Regions from separate parts of the Mus musculus genome. Here region 2 is linked to region 1. The links are chromatin contacts, found by Hi-C or POLR2A ChIA-PET in ENCODE. All regions are on one chromosome and are shown on one strand. The core of a region is the stretch at or near the end of the contact, and the rest is flanking DNA. Distances in the headings are between cores, read along the strand shown. Region 1 holds the start of Slc2a1 (solute carrier family 2 (facilitated glucose transporter), member 1). Region 2 holds the start of Ybx1 (Y box protein 1).

Region 1 (2,700 bases), core at 122-2,621:
TCTACTCAGAATATTCATCTTATCAGCTCAAAAAATAAATATCAAGCGGAGTGTGGTGGTACCCGGGCTTACAGCCTTCGCGAAGCAGAGACAGGCGGATCTCTGTGAGTCTGAGGCCAGCCTGGTCTACATATGAACTCTAGGGCAGACAGGGCTAGGGGATGATGTCTCCGAAACAAAAGCAAAATCCAAGGAATTTGAAAGACGGAGATTAACCTAGGTCTGAGAGAAAAGTTTTACGCGGAAAAACCAAAGTTCGGAGTTTAAGTGGCATCTGAGAGACTCCCGGGCCTCAGTTGGTTTTTGTTTTGTTTTGTTTTTTTGTCTTTATACTTAGTTACATTCTATCTCTATCACTGTGGCCCTGCAGAGACTGTCAGTACGACCATCCGGAGTCAACTGGAGCTTCCTTTCCTGAGTTCCACCAAAACACCCCCACTGCCCAGTAAAGGCAGCCAGGGATTTAACACATGCTCGCACTGTTCTTAACTTTAAACAGGTAAAGGGGGGGGGGCGTGAAAGTGCGCATCCTTGAGCCTTCCTACATACTAAGACGGGAAAATCCAATTTTATTTTAATTTAAAAGGGACTAGAACTAACTCTACACAAAGCAAAGGCGGGACAAGAAAGAAACAATGTCGCACATCCAGGAGGGGTTCCGTAAATCCGGCCCATACAGGGCAAGCCTGATCACAGGTGAAGAGAGATCTTATCCAGTCAGTAGCTTGCCCCGGGGAAAGGCCCCACATCCCTGGAGGACTGCGCATCGTGAGGTCCTCAGAGCTCGTCAGCCCCCGACCCTGGCCTGGAGGAAGTGCCTTCTCCTCCTGGCCACCCCCATGGCCCGGGTTCCGGGCGCGGCGCGGGCTCCGGGCGGGTCCCGCCTCCTCCGCTCCTAGCCGGGGCCCGGCCGGGGGCTCGGCTCTTTTAGCCAATGGGCGCCGCGCTCCGGCCCCCTCCCCCGCGCGGGAGGAGCCGCCGAGGTCGTGCGCGACGTGCGGCGCCTGGGCCCCTGATCCGCGGCCCCCGCCCCGACCGCGTGAAGCGCGCGGCGGCTGCGTGAGGAAGCGGGGACTCGGACAGGCGCCCCGGCCCGCGCTCGGCAGCACATCCCTACCCGGGACTCCCAGCCCCGTTACTCACCTTGCTGCTGGGATCCATGGCCGCGCTGCGCTCGAAGCTCTAGCTGTGCCGGCTGCGAGACGGAGAACGGACGCGCTGTAACTATGCGTCTCCCGCCAGACCTCCACGCCCTGACGCACTTAAGACCCCGTAGCTCAGATCGTCACTCTACAAGCAAGCCTCTGCTCTTGGGGGAGAGCGCGCGGAGCTGCCTTTTTATAGGACCGCCGCCATTGGTTCTGGGGTGTAGGTGGGCCCGAAGGGGGCGGGGCCTGGGGAGCACGTCCGGGGCGGGACTCTGAGAGGCGTGGTTCTGTGGGGAGGTGGGGAGGGACGGAGGGCTACTGACCACAGTCTGGCTCTGGATGCTAGAACCTGCAGTCCCAGGGTGTGCGGGGCACCCGTTGGGGGCGCTCGCTGTGTGGCTCTGAGCTGGTTTGCACACCTCTCTGAGTCTCAATGGCCACTAGCAAAATGGTAGCGCTTGGTGCGGGGCTGTAAGCCAGCGCTAGGACTCTGGCTTCCTCACTAGGCTGCCGGATAACTTTGGTAGACTAGTCATAATAATAGTACAACCTCCTGGGTTATTAGGAAGATTAAACGAGTTAGTATTTGGATGGTGTTTACAACCGCGTGTGTTATGTGTAAAGTGGCATTAAGTTCATTAGAGAGACCACGGGAGGTCTGGCTCCGAAGCTGAATTCTCTCTCCTTGCTCCGTGTTCCTGTGCCCAAGGCCAAGCTCCTCTTTTGCTCCTAGACACCATGCCCACCACTTCTCTAAGCTGTAAAACCACCACCTCCCTCCATTTCTGACTTTATGGTGACACCTAAGTGTGAAGACCAGAGAGGCTGGGTGTCTAAATGGTTAAGGACATAGAACACCTTGGCATTGAACCAGCTCACCTATAAACCGCCTCTAGCTGGTCCTGGGCAAGCTCCCAGCCAATGAGCAGCGGGTTTCTCCTGGATAAAATGAGATTTGTTATCAAACCCTGGGCTATGAGAATTACAGGTGAGCTCCTGGAGTGGTGAGTAGGACAGTCAATAGCCTCTGTGGTCCCTCCAGTCCATGTCCCATCTAGGTTCACCTGAAGGGGGGATCTGGGAGAAATGACTTTCTGTTAGAGACAGGAAGCTGAGCTGTGTGCCAGGTGCTGGCCTAGGAGGGCACCCTAATTGAGCATGGACCCCTGAAAAGTAAAGCATGTGGAACTGGTGAGTCTGGGGTTCCCCTTCTCCTCTCTCCTGATCACCACTTTGCCCCCCCCCCCCCGAGTTTCTTCTGCTGACTGCAAGACCTGCCTCCTCTGCTCTTGCTTTCTCCAACCCTGGACCTGTTTCTTTCCTTCAATACATATGATGCAGGGCTGGAACAAGGCCCAAGCCTGGTCTCCCAGGCCCTTTCTTAGGGTACCAGTTCACAAATTCAGTCGCCCCCATTATAGAACTGCATGCCTATATCTCAGCCAACAAGTCACCAATCAGCCATCTTTTTTCTCCTCTATGACGGACGGTCCCGTGCTAGTCAGTGTCCCTAGGACAGAAGCATGAGAGTCTGTTGCTAGCTTCAGGGAGT
Region 2 (2,700 bases), core at 146-2,645, 190 kb before region 1:
GGGGGGGAATGAGACAGGGTTTCTCCTGGCTGTCCCTGAACTCACTTTGCAGACTAGCCTGGCCTCGAACTCAGAAATCCGCCTGCCTCTGCCTGCCAAGTGCTGGAATTAAAGGCGAGCGCCACCACAGCCCGTCGGATTTAGCGTTCTTTTTGTATTTCTAGTTCATGCTTTTATTTACTGGGAGCTAGGAGTATGCCACAGTGCTCGTGGGGAGGTCAAGCTACAGCTTACAGGAAGAGGCTATCTTTCTCTTTCCATTATGTGGAGCTGAAGGCAAGAACTCAGGTTTGGCCAAGTGCCTTTACACACAGAGCCATCTCAGGTCCTCTTGTTTCCCCCACTCCCATCCCTTCTCTCTCTGCAGCCCCTTCTCCAAGCAGCAGCCTTTTCTTTCTTTAACGATGCTACTCCTTACTTACACCGCGAAAGCTACACTGCTCACCGGTGATCAGGGGAAGAATCTCAGGTTAAAAACACCTCTGCCCACCTCTGATTCCTACTTCGATTGGTTTCCTTTATTTGCAGTCTCCGTGAGACCCTATCTTTTCTAGGCCTTTGCACAAACCTACCTTTGCCTGAAATGTCACCACCCAACTCTTCCTGCTCCCACTCCCCAAACGCTGTGCTCACCCAACCAAGAAGTGGTGGGCGTTTAAAATTCCACCATCAGAAAGCAGAAACTAACTGGCAAACTACTTCAATCCCCAGTCAATAGTAGATGCGTAATAAAGAATGAATGAAGGTAGGCGGAGGGCTTCAGAAAGAAGGCAGCGTGTGTTTTACAGTGTATAAAAACAAGGATAGCAATCCTTGTCTACAGTGCTTAGTTTATAAAGTCAAAAACCCTAACATCCAATAAATGTGAGGCGAAATTAAATCTGATTTGTGGCCAGTATGAAATACATTTCCTCGGACGCCGGGGGAAACGATCACCCCCGCCCTGAACACGCTGAGTCGTGGCAGCTCCAGCGCCTGCGTGGTCCCTCCAAGGTGACTGGATCACCAAAAGCCTGACCCATTAAGGAGGCCCCGGCGTTCACCCAGCCGTGGGAAGGAGCCCCTTCTAGGAGGCCGGAGTAGGCCCGGCGATCGCGGCCCACGTGCGCGACGAGCGCAGCCCCATCTGGGAACGTTCCCTCTGCGCGTCCTCCCGGTACTCTATGGTGCTCACGGCCGAGGCTCTCATTCTAGTTCCGGTCTCTATGGCGGCGGAGGCCTGAGAAGCTGTGGGTCGGGCGAATTAGTCGCTAAAGATACCAATGAGAGCGCAGGAGCCGCGGAGCGTGAGCCAATAGGCGCTAGAGACCCGGTCAGGTGGTGAGATGGACAACGATGCGGACCAATGGGGGAGGACGAGGGCGGGTCTATCGCGGGGCTTATCCCGCCCGTCCCGCCATTCTCGCTAGTTCGATCGGTAGCGGGAGCGGAGAGCGGACCCCAGAGAGCCCTGAGAGCCCCACCGCCGCCGCCGGCCTAGTCACCATCACACCCGGGAGGAGCCGCAGCCGTCGCCGCCGGCCCCAGTCACCATCACCGCAACCATGAGCAGCGAGGCCGAGACCCAGCAGCCGCCCGCCGCCCCCGCCGCCGCCCTCAGCGCCGCCGACACCAAGCCCGGCTCCACGGGCAGCGGCGCGGGTAGTGGCGGCCCGGGTGGCCTCACATCGGCGGCGCCCGCCGGCGGGGACAAGAAGGTCATCGGTGAGCGCCAGAAGGGACCGGGGATGGGGCCGCGGGCCGGACCGTTAGGCGACGCGGCCCGAGCCACGGACTACGCGGCCGCCCCTCCCCCCCGAGGCCCGCGGCGCGCGCACACCGGGATCCCGCCGCTGCTCCGGCCGCCGCCGCCCCTCCCCCGCGCCCACCCGCCCCGGGGCCTCGTGCTGGGGTCCCCGCCCCGCCGCCTACGCAGCCGGAGGAGCGCGGGCTGCTTCCCCGGCCCTCACGTGCTCGCCTCCCGGGCGCACACCCACCTCGGACCCGCGCTACCCGGCGCACCCACGTGTGCGGCGAGGGCGGCGGCCCGGGCCTGCGGCTAGATCCTGGACCGACTTCCAGGGCCAGCCGGTGATTGGACGTTGTTGTGCTTTGTTTTCCAGCAACGAAGGTTTTGGGAACAGTCAAATGGTTCAATGTAAGGAACGGATACGGTTTCATCAACAGGTGAGATGCCGGGGTGGAAAGCTCGCGTCCGCCTCCTGCATGGGCCAGAGCCACCGCGGGCATGACAGGGTGGGGGATTGGGACCCTGTGTTTCTTCCTTGGGTGACGGGATTAGCGGGTCTGTAGACTCGCTTTGTGTTGCTGTTAAGTACCGATCTTGAGCTAGCCTCAAAAAGCTTTGGCACAAAGCAGGTCAAGGCAGGCGCGTCGCATGAGCCATGCCTTAACAGTTACCTTGCATCAAACTGAGGCAACTCCAGGCTAAGCACGCTTTTAACCTTGACATCCCTTTCTGCTTTGAAATTGCTATGTAAGAATGTGACCCGCTAATTAACATACAGGTGATCTTTCACCTTGTTAACCTCTCGGGGAACGGGATTTGACATGTCAGTTGCCTGAGATGTTATCTGTACTGTAAGGTTATGTTGCCTTTGTTTAGACTACTCGAATATTCAGTCCATTTAGTACCTCGAGCACATTTTTCCTATAGACCTTCTGTAGCCAAAGAGGGCTCTTCTTATTTGTCCAAACGAC

What was found. A loop is a pair of places that touch in the nucleus more often than their neighbours do. ChIA-PET counts read pairs that join two places held with the same protein, here RNA polymerase II (POLR2A).
Region 2: POLR2A ChIA-PET joins it to region 1 with 10 read pairs in embryonic stem cell. The contact joins the promoter of Ybx1 here to the promoter of Slc2a1 in region 1. A Hi-C loop is called at or near these places in 1 of 37 maps with a recorded cell type or tissue (T-helper 17 cell). POLR2A ChIA-PET finds 5 or more read pairs at or near these places in 2 of 5 experiments (both embryonic stem cell).

Annotation. Positions count from the first base shown.
Region 1 is chr4:119,107,416-119,110,115 of GRCm38, reverse strand. Slc2a1 (solute carrier family 2 (facilitated glucose transporter), member 1) reads right to left here and starts at 1,371. Exons shown (of 10, transcript NM_011400.3): 1 at 1,144-1,371. The coding sequence starts at 1,161. Gm52706 (a long non-coding RNA gene) reads left to right here and starts at 1,367. Exons shown (of 2, transcript XR_003955269.1): 1 at 1,367-2,339.
Region 2 is chr4:119,293,208-119,295,907 of GRCm38, reverse strand. Ybx1 (Y box protein 1) reads left to right here and starts at 1,395. Exons shown (of 8, transcript NM_011732.2): 1 at 1,395-1,704; 2 at 2,103-2,166. The coding sequence starts at 1,545.